Regions from separate parts of the Homo sapiens genome. Here region 1 is linked to region 2. The links are chromatin contacts, found by Hi-C or POLR2A ChIA-PET in ENCODE. All regions are on one chromosome and are shown on one strand. The core of a region is the stretch at or near the end of the contact, and the rest is flanking DNA. Distances in the headings are between cores, read along the strand shown.

Evidence for each region. A loop is a pair of places that touch in the nucleus more often than their neighbours do. ChIA-PET counts read pairs that join two places held with the same protein, here RNA polymerase II (POLR2A). Pooled maps may share reads with other maps.
Region 1: a map of endothelial cell of umbilical vein shows a loop between it and region 2 (4-fold over the local background). The contact joins the promoter of LINC00467 here to the enhancer-like site in region 2. A Hi-C loop is called at or near these places in 6 of 168 maps with a recorded cell type or tissue (MCF 10A, OCI-LY7, chondrocyte and 3 more), 4 of 37 single-sample maps with no recorded cell type and 22 of 50 pooled maps. POLR2A ChIA-PET finds 5 or more read pairs at or near these places in 4 of 52 experiments (GM12878, HEK293, HEK293T and 1 more).

The regions. Positions count from the first base shown.
Region 1 is chr1:211,381,187-211,387,274 of GRCh38, forward strand. It overlaps LINC00467 (long intergenic non-protein coding RNA 467), which reads left to right and starts at 1,569. Exons shown (of 6, transcript NR_026761.2): 1 at 1,569-1,739. LOC124904504 (a long non-coding RNA gene) reads right to left here and starts at 1,558. Exons shown (of 2, transcript XR_007066868.1): 1 at 1,407-1,558; 2 at 1-1,212. LOC107985259 (a long non-coding RNA gene) reads right to left here and starts at 3,098. Exons shown (of 2, transcript XR_001738447.1): 1 at 2,085-3,098; 2 at 1,640-1,768. RefSeq lists an enhancer at 1,682-1,751.
Region 2 is chr1:211,466,008-211,472,203 of GRCh38, forward strand. No RefSeq gene overlaps it. Among named protein-coding and RNA genes, the nearest start is that of RD3, 23 kb to the right of the region's middle. Within about 2 kb of position 4,209, at least 2 of the 41 ENCODE cell types and tissues checked have a DNase peak (open chromatin) inside an H3K27ac peak, as active enhancers do.

The DNA of each region.
Region 1 (6,088 bases), core at 319-2,818, 87 kb before region 2:
TTTTTTTTTAAAGATGGAGTCTCGCTCTGTCCCCCAGGCTGGAGTGCAGTAGCAAAATCTCAGCTCACTGCAAGCTCCGCCTCCCGGGTTCAAGCCATTCTCCTGCTTCAGCCTCCTGAGTAGCTGGGACTACAGGCGCCCGCCACCATGCCCGGCTAATTTTTCATTGTCGTATTTTTAGTAGAGACGGAGTTTCACCGTGTTAGCCAGGATGGTCTCGATCTCCTGACCTCGTGATCCGCCCTCCTCGGCCTCCCAATGTGCTGGGATCACAGGCGTGAGTCACCGCACCCGGCCAATACTTTTCTAGAAAAAACTAATTTTCTCAAGAAGCAAAAGAAAAAATTCTAGGTATCAATAACGATGGACGCTATATAAAAAACAAAACTATCCATTAAGATGGCACCACACCCAGAAGGCTTTAAAGATGAGTTCTTCAAAACCTAAGAAATGTATCATTCACACATGCTATGTCTATTCCAGGTCATACAAAAATAAGTTAACCTGTCTGACTCCTAGCACAACCTGATACCAAAACTAGACAAGGACAGCAAAAGAAAACCATAAGCCAATCTAACTTAGGTGCATACATGAAAATCCAAAATTAACTACACAGCAAATTGCATCCAGCAATATATTGAAAAAATAAGATACCAGGATTCTAAGTTTGGCTCACCATTAGAAAATCTATTATTGTAGTTATTTTATTGTAGAGTAATGGAAAAAAGGCCATACAATCATCTCAAAGACTGATACTGAAAATACTTGGTAAAACTTAGTCATTTGCTGATTAAAAAAAAAACCGATATGGTAAACTACGAAAAGAACATAATTTGCCTATACACCCACACACACACACACCATAAACCTGCAGAAGATATCTTGAATGAAACCTAAGATGCAATCCAAAATAACTCCTGGTAAGAAATAAGTACCTCCGGCTACTATTCAGTGTTGCACTGGATTCTTGGGAAAAGCCAAAATTGTTCTTTACAGATAAATTCTTACCTACAAATCAAAGAGGACTGCCTGTCAAATTTTTAGAATACGAACGTTTAGTGAAGTGTCCAGATAGATCAACAATCAAAAGCCATTCTTATACAAGGATACTAATGGATTAATAGTCTATTAGTAAAAACAAACTACAATAACAAAAATAGCTATGAAAAAATGTTAAATGCGCACAACACCAAGCGAACTGCAACGCTTTACCTGAAAAACAAAGGGAGAACTGAATTAATTTAAAAAAATAGCCACATTGCTGGACGGGAATTCTCAATATTGTACTAGTATCCAATCTCGGCAAATCTACAAAAATATGGAATCCCAAACAAATCCCTGGAAATCTTTGCCATTTGGGCGCCAATCTACTAAAGAAATCGGCCCCAGGGTGTGAGGTTTCTCACATGTGCGTGAAAACGCTTCGAGAGGGGTGCAGCCGCGGACACAAAAACCGTGGCTTGAGTCCCCGCGCCCCTCCCCTCCCCTCCCCTCCCTCCCTCCAGTCCAGCAGCTCTTGCCTAAGGCTCCCGCGACCGGAAGAGTCGCTTCCGCTCCCGCCCCGCTCTGTGGCGTAGGCCGGACATTTCTAGTCGACTGTTGCGCGTGCGCGCGCTGTGACGTTCCCTACGCGGTCGGGCGTTGGGTTTCGCGGCGCTCGCCGCACTGGTTGTTCAGCACCTTCGGTCCGGTTGAGGTTGTCAAGTCGGACCAAACAGGTTGTTTCTCTGCAGTTTCCAGTAAGTGACCGTTCCAGCCGGGGCTGTGGCTAGAGTGTGAAGGCAAACCGGTAGAAGCCGCGCCGCCATTTTCTTCCCACCTCACTCTTTCCTCAATCTCCCTTCGGTCACTCCGAGGGGACTGTTGGTAGCCCCCCTCTGCCCGGTCCCCCGCTAATGAGGCCGCTCCCAAGCTCTGAGTTTCCCCAAAAGATGTGTCCTTTGTCATGAAAGCTCTCGTAGTATTTAAGTGCTAATACTCGACGGCCGCCGACTTCTCAGATGCACCCTGGAGGGTGTGCTCTTGGCCTGACACTTATTAGCCCTTCCGCTTCCTACAGTTGTGATGGGCCCTCAGATACTCACCAGGAAAATGTGATGCCCGCACCACCACTTCTTACTCCAACTTTCTTTGTAATTATGTCCTCTGTTTCAGAATCCTACTGCCGCGGAACAAAAATGTACCAAGGACCATTCCACTTAACGTCCCTCCCTTCCTTCTCAAACCCTTAAGAGTGCCTTAAGAGTAAGGTACTGACCTAAGTGCTTTACATGCATTTTATTTAATCTTCCCACGCAGTCCTTAAGTAGGCAGACATGAGAAAATTGAGGCACAGAAAAGTTTAATAATTTGCTCAAGGCAACATAGGTTGGATGTGGTAGGGCTGAAATTTGGATTTATTGTGTAGCTTACTCAATCTGGTGTTGTTATCATTCATTCCTTTCTCTTTCCCAAATACTGAGTATTCCTTTTTTTCTTAGTTGCTTCTACAGAGGAATTTTTTTCCTTAATGCTGTTTAGAGGGTTCTTCTTGAGAAATTTGGGTTCTGTCTGAAAACCCTTTTCTCAGAGCTCTCCTTACACAGACGCTTAAGTGTTGTTTTTCCAAATCTAAGCTCTAAACTTAATAATATTTTGCATATCCAAAATGTGCTCATGCTTCCTTAAAAAAGTACCCCTAAACCAGTACCCACCAACCAGCCCCCTTCCTCTACCTCAATATGACAATGGTTATCACTATTCTCAGCAAACATTTGGGCAGCTAGCTTATGTAAGACAATAAAGGTAATTGGGGTTTTGAAGAACTCTGAGGTTTAGTTCCGACCTGAAGGAGAAACATGAAAAGGCCTTCATAAAAAGGCCACATAAAATAGCAGATAAATCCCATCTCAGTTGCACAGAATACAAATTGTATAAGAGCAACTTTGGACAAATCAGGTAAAAGTGCTAGATGTGTTTACTCATCTGTAAAATGTTAAGGTTAGGCTAGGTCACTAAAATATTATAAATCTAATTTCAGAGAGAGGAGTGATAACTCTGTACTCACTATTGAGGGAGGTGGAGGCTGTAGTTTGTTTTTAGTGTTTTTTTTTGTTTTTTTGTTTGTTTGTTTTTGAGACAGGGTCTCACTCTGTCGCCCAGGCTGGAGTGCAGTGGCGTGATCAGAGCTCACTGCAGCCTCCACCTCAGCCTCCTGAGTATCTGGGACTACAGGTGTGCACCACCATGCCCGGCTAATTTTTGTATTTTTTGTAGAGACAGGGTCTCACTATGTTGCCCAGGCTGGTCTTGAACTCCTGGCTTCAAGCAGTCCTCCCACCTTGGCCTCCCAAAGTGCTGGGATTACAGGTATGAGCCACTGCACCCCACCTGTAGTGTGTTCTCGATACAGAGACAAGGTTGAAGGATTCAGAGTACAATTTTCTCATTTTGAATATCTGATAAAATCTGTAGACCCTCCATCAACAGAGGATTGGGTAAAGAAAATGTGGTGGTGTGTGTGTGTGTGTGTGTGTGTGTGTGTATGCCATGGAATACTATTTAGCCATTAAAAAGTCATGTTTTTTCAGCAACATGGATAGAACTGGAAGCCATTATCCTAACCGAAATAACTCAGAAAGCCAAATATCACATGTTCTCACTTAAAGCAGGAGCTGAGAAGTGATGGGTACACGTACATATAGACACTGCAGACTACAAAAGGTGGGAGGATGGGAGGGGGGTGAGGGTTGAAAAGTTACATACTGGGAACAATGCTCACAATTTTGGTAATGGGTACACTAAAAGCCCAGGCTTCACCACTGTGCAATATGTACATCTAAGAATTCTGCACTCGTACCCTCTAAATATATAAAAATTATGTTTTTCTGAGACAGTCTTGCTTTGTCACCCAGGCTGGTGCAATCTTGGCTCACTGCAACATCTGCCTCCTGGGTTCAAGTGATTCTCATGCTTCAGCCTCCCGAGTAGCTGGGACTATAGGTGTGCACCATCACACCTGACTAATTTTTGTAACTTTAGTAGATATGGGTTTTGCTACGTTGGCCTGGGTGGTCTCAAACTCCTGGCCTAAGCAATCAACCCACCCCGGCCTTCCCAAGTGCTAGGATTATAGGTGTGAGCCATGAGACCCAGCCTAAAAATAAATTTTTTAAAAAAGCTGTAGATCTTGCTCTGGAAATAAAATTCACATCCATACAACATTTTATGCTTAATTTTAGGAGATTTGTTGACTACTCCTTCTCAAATTTAAATGTTAAAAACCCTTGATTTAGGGAAAAAGTATTATTCAGAACACCAGAACTAAGCCAGATGTGGAAGGCCTTTATCTTGTGGGCAGTGTTGAACCATTTGAGGTCTAAAAAGATAAATCTGGTAGCAGTATGAAAAATGCATGACAGTGGGAAAAAGCAACGAGACTAGTTAAGTGGCAGGGGAATCATTTAGGTAGGAGACTGTGCCAAGCAGTATTGGGAATGAAGAGAAATCAGAAGAAGTATTGACAAGGACAAATCAAATATCTGACTGGATATGGAATTGAAAGAGGAAATCAATGATAACAAGGTTCGAGGATCAGTTATGCTGCAGGTCTACCTTGTCTTCAGTATTTTATTGAAGTCATTCCTATAACATCTGTGCTAGTGCTTGCTTCAGTAGCACATATACTAAAATTGGAATGATACAGAGAAGATCAGCAAATAAAAATTTAAGTACAAATTTAAAAAAGAAACAAACATACGTGCTCTAAGAGCACTCCCAACCCAACAGACATTAAAAAGGATGAGGTAATACACGAACACCTCTGTACTTATAAATTTGATAATGTGAGAGAAATGGGCCACTATCAAAATTACCAAAACTCACCCAGGACAAAATAGGTAAATGAAATAGTCCTATAAGTATTAAAGAAATAGAATTTGTGAGAAAAACGAACAAACAAAACGACAACCAAAAAACAAACCCTGGCAAGAGTCTTCTTGCCAGGAAGAAAAAAAAAGAATAATAACTTTAAAAAAAAAGAAAGCTCCAGGCCGAGATAATTTCACTGGCAAATTTCACCAAACATTCAAGGATGAAAAAATAACAGTTCTCTTACAAGCTCTTTGGATCGTAGAAAAGGAAGAAACACTTAACTCATTTTATGAAGGCAGCATTTTCTGGATACCAAAACCAGATAAAGACAATACAAAAAACAAATCTAAAAGTTAAAATCCCTCATGAACAAAGATACAACTTCCTCAAAAAATAATAGCAAATTGAATTCAGCAGTATATTAGAAAAATAGTACATTGTGACGAAGTCTCATCCCAGGAATTCAATATTTGAACATCATATAATCCTCCATATTAACAGACTAAATAAGAAAAACTACATGATGCTATTAATAGATGCAGAAAAACACTTAAGAAGATTCAGCATTCATTCATTATTCTTAAAACTCAGCAAACAAGTAATAGAAGAGAACCTAATAAAAGTCATCGACAAAACCCATAGCTATTGTTATATTTAATGGTGAAAGACTGAATGCTCTCTACCCTCCAAGATTGGGAACTAGGCAAGGATGTCTCTTCCACTACTGTTTAATATTTTACTGGAAATCCTAGCAATTATAGTAAGTCAAGAAAATGGGAGAAAAAGCATTCTGATTGGAAAAGAAGAAATAAAATTATATTTGCAGATGACAATTATATAGTAAGTCTCAAGAAGTCTATTTAAAAAGCTGGTAGAGCTAACAAATTTAGCAGGTTACAGGATACAAGCTTAACATACATAATCCTATTTCTACACTAACAATGAACCGTTGGAAACTGACCCACTCTCCTCCCTCACAAATGAAATACTTAGGCAGAAATCTAACAAAGTATGTGTGGGATTTGGAAACTGACCCAATCTCCTCCCTCACAAATGAAATACTTAGGTAGAAATCTAACAAAGTATGTGTGGGATTTGGAAACTGACCCACTCTCTTCCCTCAGAAGTGAAATACTCTGGTATAAATCTAACAAAGTATGTGTGGGATTTGGAAACTGACCCACTGTCCTCCCTCACAAGTGAAATACTCTGGTATAAATCTAACAAAGTGTGTGCG
Region 2 (6,196 bases), core at 2,959-5,458:
GTTAGAATGACTACTATAAAAAAGATCAAAGATAAAAAGTTTTGGTAAGAATGTGAAGAAAGGAGAACCTATGTACATTCTTGGTGGGAATAGAAATTGGTACAGCCATTACGGCAAACAGTCGGAAAGTTCCTCAAAAAATTGAAAATAGAACTACCATGTGATCCAGCAATCCCACTTCTGGATATACATCTTTAAAAAAATGAAATCAGTATGTTTGTACTACCATGTTCATTGCATCAGCCAAGATGTAAAATCAACCTAAGTGTCCACCAACAGATGAATGAATAAAGAAAAAAATACATATCACATTATACAGATGCACACATACATACATATACAATGGAATACTATTCAGCCTTATAAAGAAGGAAATCCTGTCATTTGGATAAATTTGGAGATGGATAAACCAGAACCTGGAGGACATTATACCAAATGAAATAGACCAGGCCCAAAAAAACAAATTCTGCATGATCTCACTTGTATACAGAATCTTAAAAAGAACTGAGAGAGAGAGGGAGAGAATGGTTGCCAGGGATTGGAAGAGAGGGGAGGAGGAGATGGGGAAATGTTGATCAGAGGGTGATATGGTTTGGCTGTGTCCCCACCTAAATCTCAACTTGAATTGTATCTTCCAGAATTCCCACGTGTTGTGGGAGGGACCCAAGGGGAGGTAATTGAATCATGGGGGCCGATCTTTCCCATGCTATTTTCATGATAGTAAATAAGTCTCACAAGATCTGATGGTTTTATCAGGGGTTTCCACTTTTGCTTCTTCCTCATGTTCTCTTGCTGCTGCCATGTAAGAAGTGCCTTTCACCTCCCGCCATGATTCTGAGTCCTCCCCAGCCATGTGGAACTGTAAGTCCAATTACACCTCTTTTTATTCCCGGTCTCAGGTATGTCTTTATCAGCAGCATAAAAACAGACTAATAGAGAGGGTATAAAGTTTCAGTTGGACAGAATGAATAAGTTCTGGAGATGTACTGTACAGCATGGTGACTGTACTTAATAATGCATGGTATACTTGAAAACTGCTAAGAGAGTAGATCTTAAATGTTCTCACCACACACAAAAAATAAGTATGTCAGGTGATGAATATGTTAATTGGCTTAATTTAATCATTTCACAATTAAACATATATTAAAACATCTCATCGTGTACTATAAATATATACAATTTTTGTTAACTACACATTATTGAAGCTGAAAAAAAAACTTTGAAACTGGAAACTAATGGAATAATTGAATTTTTTTTTTTTGAGACAGAGTCTCCTTCTGTCACCCAGGTTGGAGTTCAGTGGCCCAATCTTGGCTCACTGCAACCTCTGCCTCTGGGGTTCAAGCGATTCTCCTGCCTCAGCCTCCCAAGTAGCTGGGATTACAGGCATCCGCCACCACGCCTGGCTAACTTTTTAATTTTTTTTTTTAGTAGAGACGGGGTTTTACCATGTTGGCTAGGCTGGTCTCAAACTCCTGACCTCAAGTGACCCGCCTGCCTCAGCCTCCCAAAGTTCTGGGATTACAGGTGTGACCCACCACGCCCAGCTTATAATTGATAATTTTTTAAAAGCACTGTAAAATATTAAAAGAACCCAGTGCTTTGGGAGGCCAAGGCAGGACAACATAGCAAGACCCTGTCTCTACCAAAAGTTTAAAATTTTAAAAAAATTTACTGGGTGTGGTGGTGCATGCCTGTAGTCCCAGCTACTTAGGAGGCTGAGGCAGCATGGTCACTTGAACCCAGGAGTTTGAGGCCGCAGTGAGGTAGGATCACACACTGTTCTCCAGCCTGCGTAACAGAGCAAGACCCTGTCTTGATTAAGAAAGAAAAAAACTTTAAAAATTAAAAGGTAAATTGAAACTGGAAAAAAAAGTCACAATATATATAATAGACCAAAATTTAATGTTTTTAATATTTGCAGTCTGTGATAGTTTGGATGTTTGTTTACTCCAACCCTCATGTTGAAATTTGATCTCCAAAGCTAAAGGTGGGGCCCAATGGGAGATGTTTGGGTCATGCAGGTAGCCCCTCATGAATAGATTAATGTCCTCCCTTGGGAGTGAGTCAGTTCTCACTCTTTGAGTTCCTGAGAAAGCTAGTTGTTAAAAAGAGCCTGGCCTCTGTCCTCCCTTCTCTTGCTTTCTGTCTTGCCATGTGATTTCTGCACACACAGGCTCCCCTTTGCCTTCCATCATGAGAGGAAACAACCTGAGCCCCTCACTAGATGCAGATGCCAGGTCTTGAACTTTCCGGTCATCAGAATCATGAGCCAAATAAACCTTTTTATCTTTAGAAATTACCCAGTGTCTGGTGCTCCTACATAGCAACACAAAAGGTCCTAAGACAAAACCCTAACAGATTAATTAGAGAAAGAGATAGCCAAAATATTTGACTAGGTAATTCACATGATAATGCAAATTGCCAGTACATGTCCCTTTTCATGTTCAATCTTTCTTGTAATGAAATAAATGTAATTAAAATAACATTTTTATCCTACCAAACTAGCAAAGAGAGAAAAAAAACAATATTGCTGAGGGATCAGCTACCCCAATTCCCTGCTGGAGTCTGATTCCCCTCCCAAAAAAGTAGGCTGACTATAGTGACTTGCTTGATTAATAGGACAAAGCAAAAATGATGTCTTAAAACATCCATAGCCAGCTTTTAACAAGCCTGTAGCTTCTGCCTGGACCGTTTGTTCTTGGCACACTCTCTGTCCTTCAGAACCCAGCCACCATGTGTGAAAAGCCCAAGTCACATGGAGTGGGCAAATGGCCGGGAGGAAACATCTGCTTCCTATGTGGGTCAAGTTAGGGTAGCATCCTCAGCTAAAGAAGTGTGTGTTCTTTCTTAGACGTGTTAGTCATTCAGGGTAAATGGACCTGAAATATCTCAGGAGGCAGTCAAGCCACATGTATTATCCATTCTCAGGCTGTCTGGGTTGTTAGTGGTGGTTTGTCTATATCAACTGGTCCACAAAAGACAAAAATGACAGCCAACAGAATAACAGAGAATGACACCTAAGAAAATAGAAAAGAGGAAGAAAAAATGAATTATACTTCTCTTTTGGAGCTCTCCTGTGAGAACAAAGCGGGGATTGATATTTTTCTGGGGACCAACTGATTGTGGCCATCAAAATTCTGAGTCCTGAGAGGCATACATTTTTGGCTATTCAGCATTAGGCAGTAAGTTATCCTAAGTAAAAACGTCTCCAGGAAAAGAGAAGAGAAATCAAACACTGTGCTTTTGGTAGCTGTGGATTTGCTAAGTTGTTCCTAGAGCAGCATCATGTTGCAAAAGAAGCAGTTTTCTAGGAATCAAGAGAACTAAGTTCAAGTTACTGCCAGAGAGGCAGAGAGGCCTCTACAGCTGATGAGAAATGGGTTTAAATTCTGGCTATGCCTGCTACTCTCTTTACAACTTTGAAAAGTCAGCCATCTAAACCTCTGCTTCTGTACCTGTAAAATGGAGATAAAAATACCTGCCTCACCATGTTGTTTGTGAGGATAAAATGAGATAATGCACGCACCATGCTCAGCATGTGCCTTACTCACATAGTAAGTGTCCCAAAATGGTGGGTCATTTTCTTGCTACTCTTGCCAGTGATTTCCTGTTTGATGGTGGGCAAATTGCTTAGCTCCTGGCTACACTGGAAAGGATGTTGCTTTCTCATCTACCTCCCAGAGTTAGTGTGGAGGTCAAATGAGAAAATGAACTGAAGGAAAGCAATGTGATGTGGTGGTAGGTGGGAGGCATCCAAGCTAAGCCTCAGGAAACAGAGGCTACACCATGGGGACAGGTCACTGAGGACCCAGAGGCAAGTGAGCAAGTGGAAAATAAGAGCACACACATAACACAGCAAGAAGCCTTTGAACACCCTTCTGGTTCCAGGAGCTTTATATGCCTTGATATCAGTTAATTTCCACAACCACAGTGTCGTGCAAATATTGTTACTCAAATGAGAAAACTGAGACTCAGCAAAGTTAAGTAGCTGTGCCAAGGTCACACTGTTTGTAGATGTCACAGCAGGTGCTCCATGTCTGCAGCTGAGAGAGGATGTGACGGCGCAAGTCTCTTGTCCTGCCAAAGGCTATCCTGGGCAAACCTGCAAAGGGAGGCTGCTTCCGGCTGGAGAAGAATGGTGCACTCAGAGCGCACTCTGCTCCGGTACAGGCGCTGATCCATGGGGATCCCACAGCCAGCACAATGGACTCTCTGGCTGAGCCGCCCGTGACCACCAGGGGGCCTTCACGGGACCTCTGCAAATAAGAACAAACTTGATTCCCAGGACCGGCTCGCATCTGAAGATGGCTTTAAGCCCAACGGTCAAACATGTCACTTTTACCTGTTCTGAGGACAAGGGCAGCACCTGCACCCTCCCACTCACCTTTACTAGCTCCAGCTGCCTCCCTCCCAGTTCTACCACTTGGCACAAGAAGCAGGAAAGAGTTCCCTACAACCCACTCCCAGACAGCTATTTCTACCTGCTGGATTACAACTTTCTCATTTTCTCTCTCTCTCTTCTTCTCTCTCTCTCACCCCTTATGAATAGTGTCCATAACAGACACCAGATAATTTTCATCCTATGTAATTGTATTCTTGCAGGTTTATAAAAAAAGCTCAGATCTTATCACCCTCTCCATTTTCTAGTTGCTATAAAATGGTATTTGCAGCACTCTTGACAAGATACATTTTGGCCAGGCATGGTGGCTCACACCTGTAATCCCAGCATTTTGGAAGACTGAGGTGGGTAGATCACCTGAGGTCAGGAGTTCGAGACCAGCCTGGCCAATATGGTGAAACCCTGTTTCTACTAAAAATACAAAAATTAGCTGGGCATGGTGGTATTTTATTTGTAAAAAAAAAAATATGAAAATAGCCTGCAACCCCAGCTATTTGGGAGGCTGAGTCAGGAGAATTGCTTAAACTGGAAGGAAGAGGTTGCAATGAGCCAAGATCGTGCCACTGCACTCCACTCCAGGCTGGGCAACAGAGCGAGACTCTGTCTAAAAAAAAAAAAAAGATACATCTCATCTTCAAGCATTTCCTGAATGCTGCTAAGGAGATGATAAACATCGATCACAGCTGATAAACATCTATGTGATAAACTACTTTGCAACCATCTATCTCTAACATAAGATCACATAACCATTGTAATAGGTCCAAAGCGCATTAATCTATTGAAATGAAATCATTTGTGCATGTGTTAGAGTTAAATAGATTCAGTTGTGCCAACAGAGAATTTCCTGATTTCCCCAGAAAGAATAATCTAAAACCATAGTTTTCAGCCTTGGCTGCACAATGGAACCACCTAGAAAACTTTAGAAAAACTGATGCCTGAGTCCCATCCCAAGTTTCTGATTTAACTGGCCTGAGATGTGGCCTGGGTGCCAGATAATCTAATGTGCAGCCAAGCTTGAGAACCACAGATCTAAAAGATGAGGGAAATTGGGCTCAAGGGCAATGATTAAAGAGCCAGGTCTGGACACTCCAGAGGAAGGAAGGTGAAAAGTGCTCTTCAGTGTGTTCAATCGACTTTCAGTTACCCATACTAATTGAAGAGAAGACTGTCACAGACAACTGTAAGATCTTAAACTTGAAAGTTCTTTTATAGTTGGGAAAGCATTTGATCTTATTTAAACCTCACCACAAGCCTGGGCAGTAGAAAGGTATCTATGCTTCTCTAATAGATAAGGAACAGGAGCCTCAAGAGAGTGAATGATTTGCAAAGATGTAAGTGGCAGAATAATTTCACCAGAACTATAATCCAGAATGTTCAATAGCCTCAAAATTCAAACAATTTTATCTAGACCGTTAAATTCCTTTTGTTCCCCTGAGTAAGAGCAAAATCTGCTCATGGGTTAAAAAACCAAGCCAACCAACCAACCAAACAACAACAAAAACAGGAAACTTTTTAAGATAAGATGGAGTGGCAGAGAAAAAACAAAAAAAACAAAACGAAAAGTTTCTCAGAAAGCAATAATAGTGAGCTGACTTCACAGTAGGGACAATGAGTGACTGTCATTTCTTCCTGTATATATCTACACCTGGGCAGAAGGTTGATATGGCCACGGACAGTTAGACAAAAAAACTTTCTCATTTTCCCACCCATGAGACCTTCAGTTGGAACCTTATTTGTCGTCTTTGAAGCAAGAATAAAAGTAGGATGGAAGCTTCTGCGAATTACCTTGATATG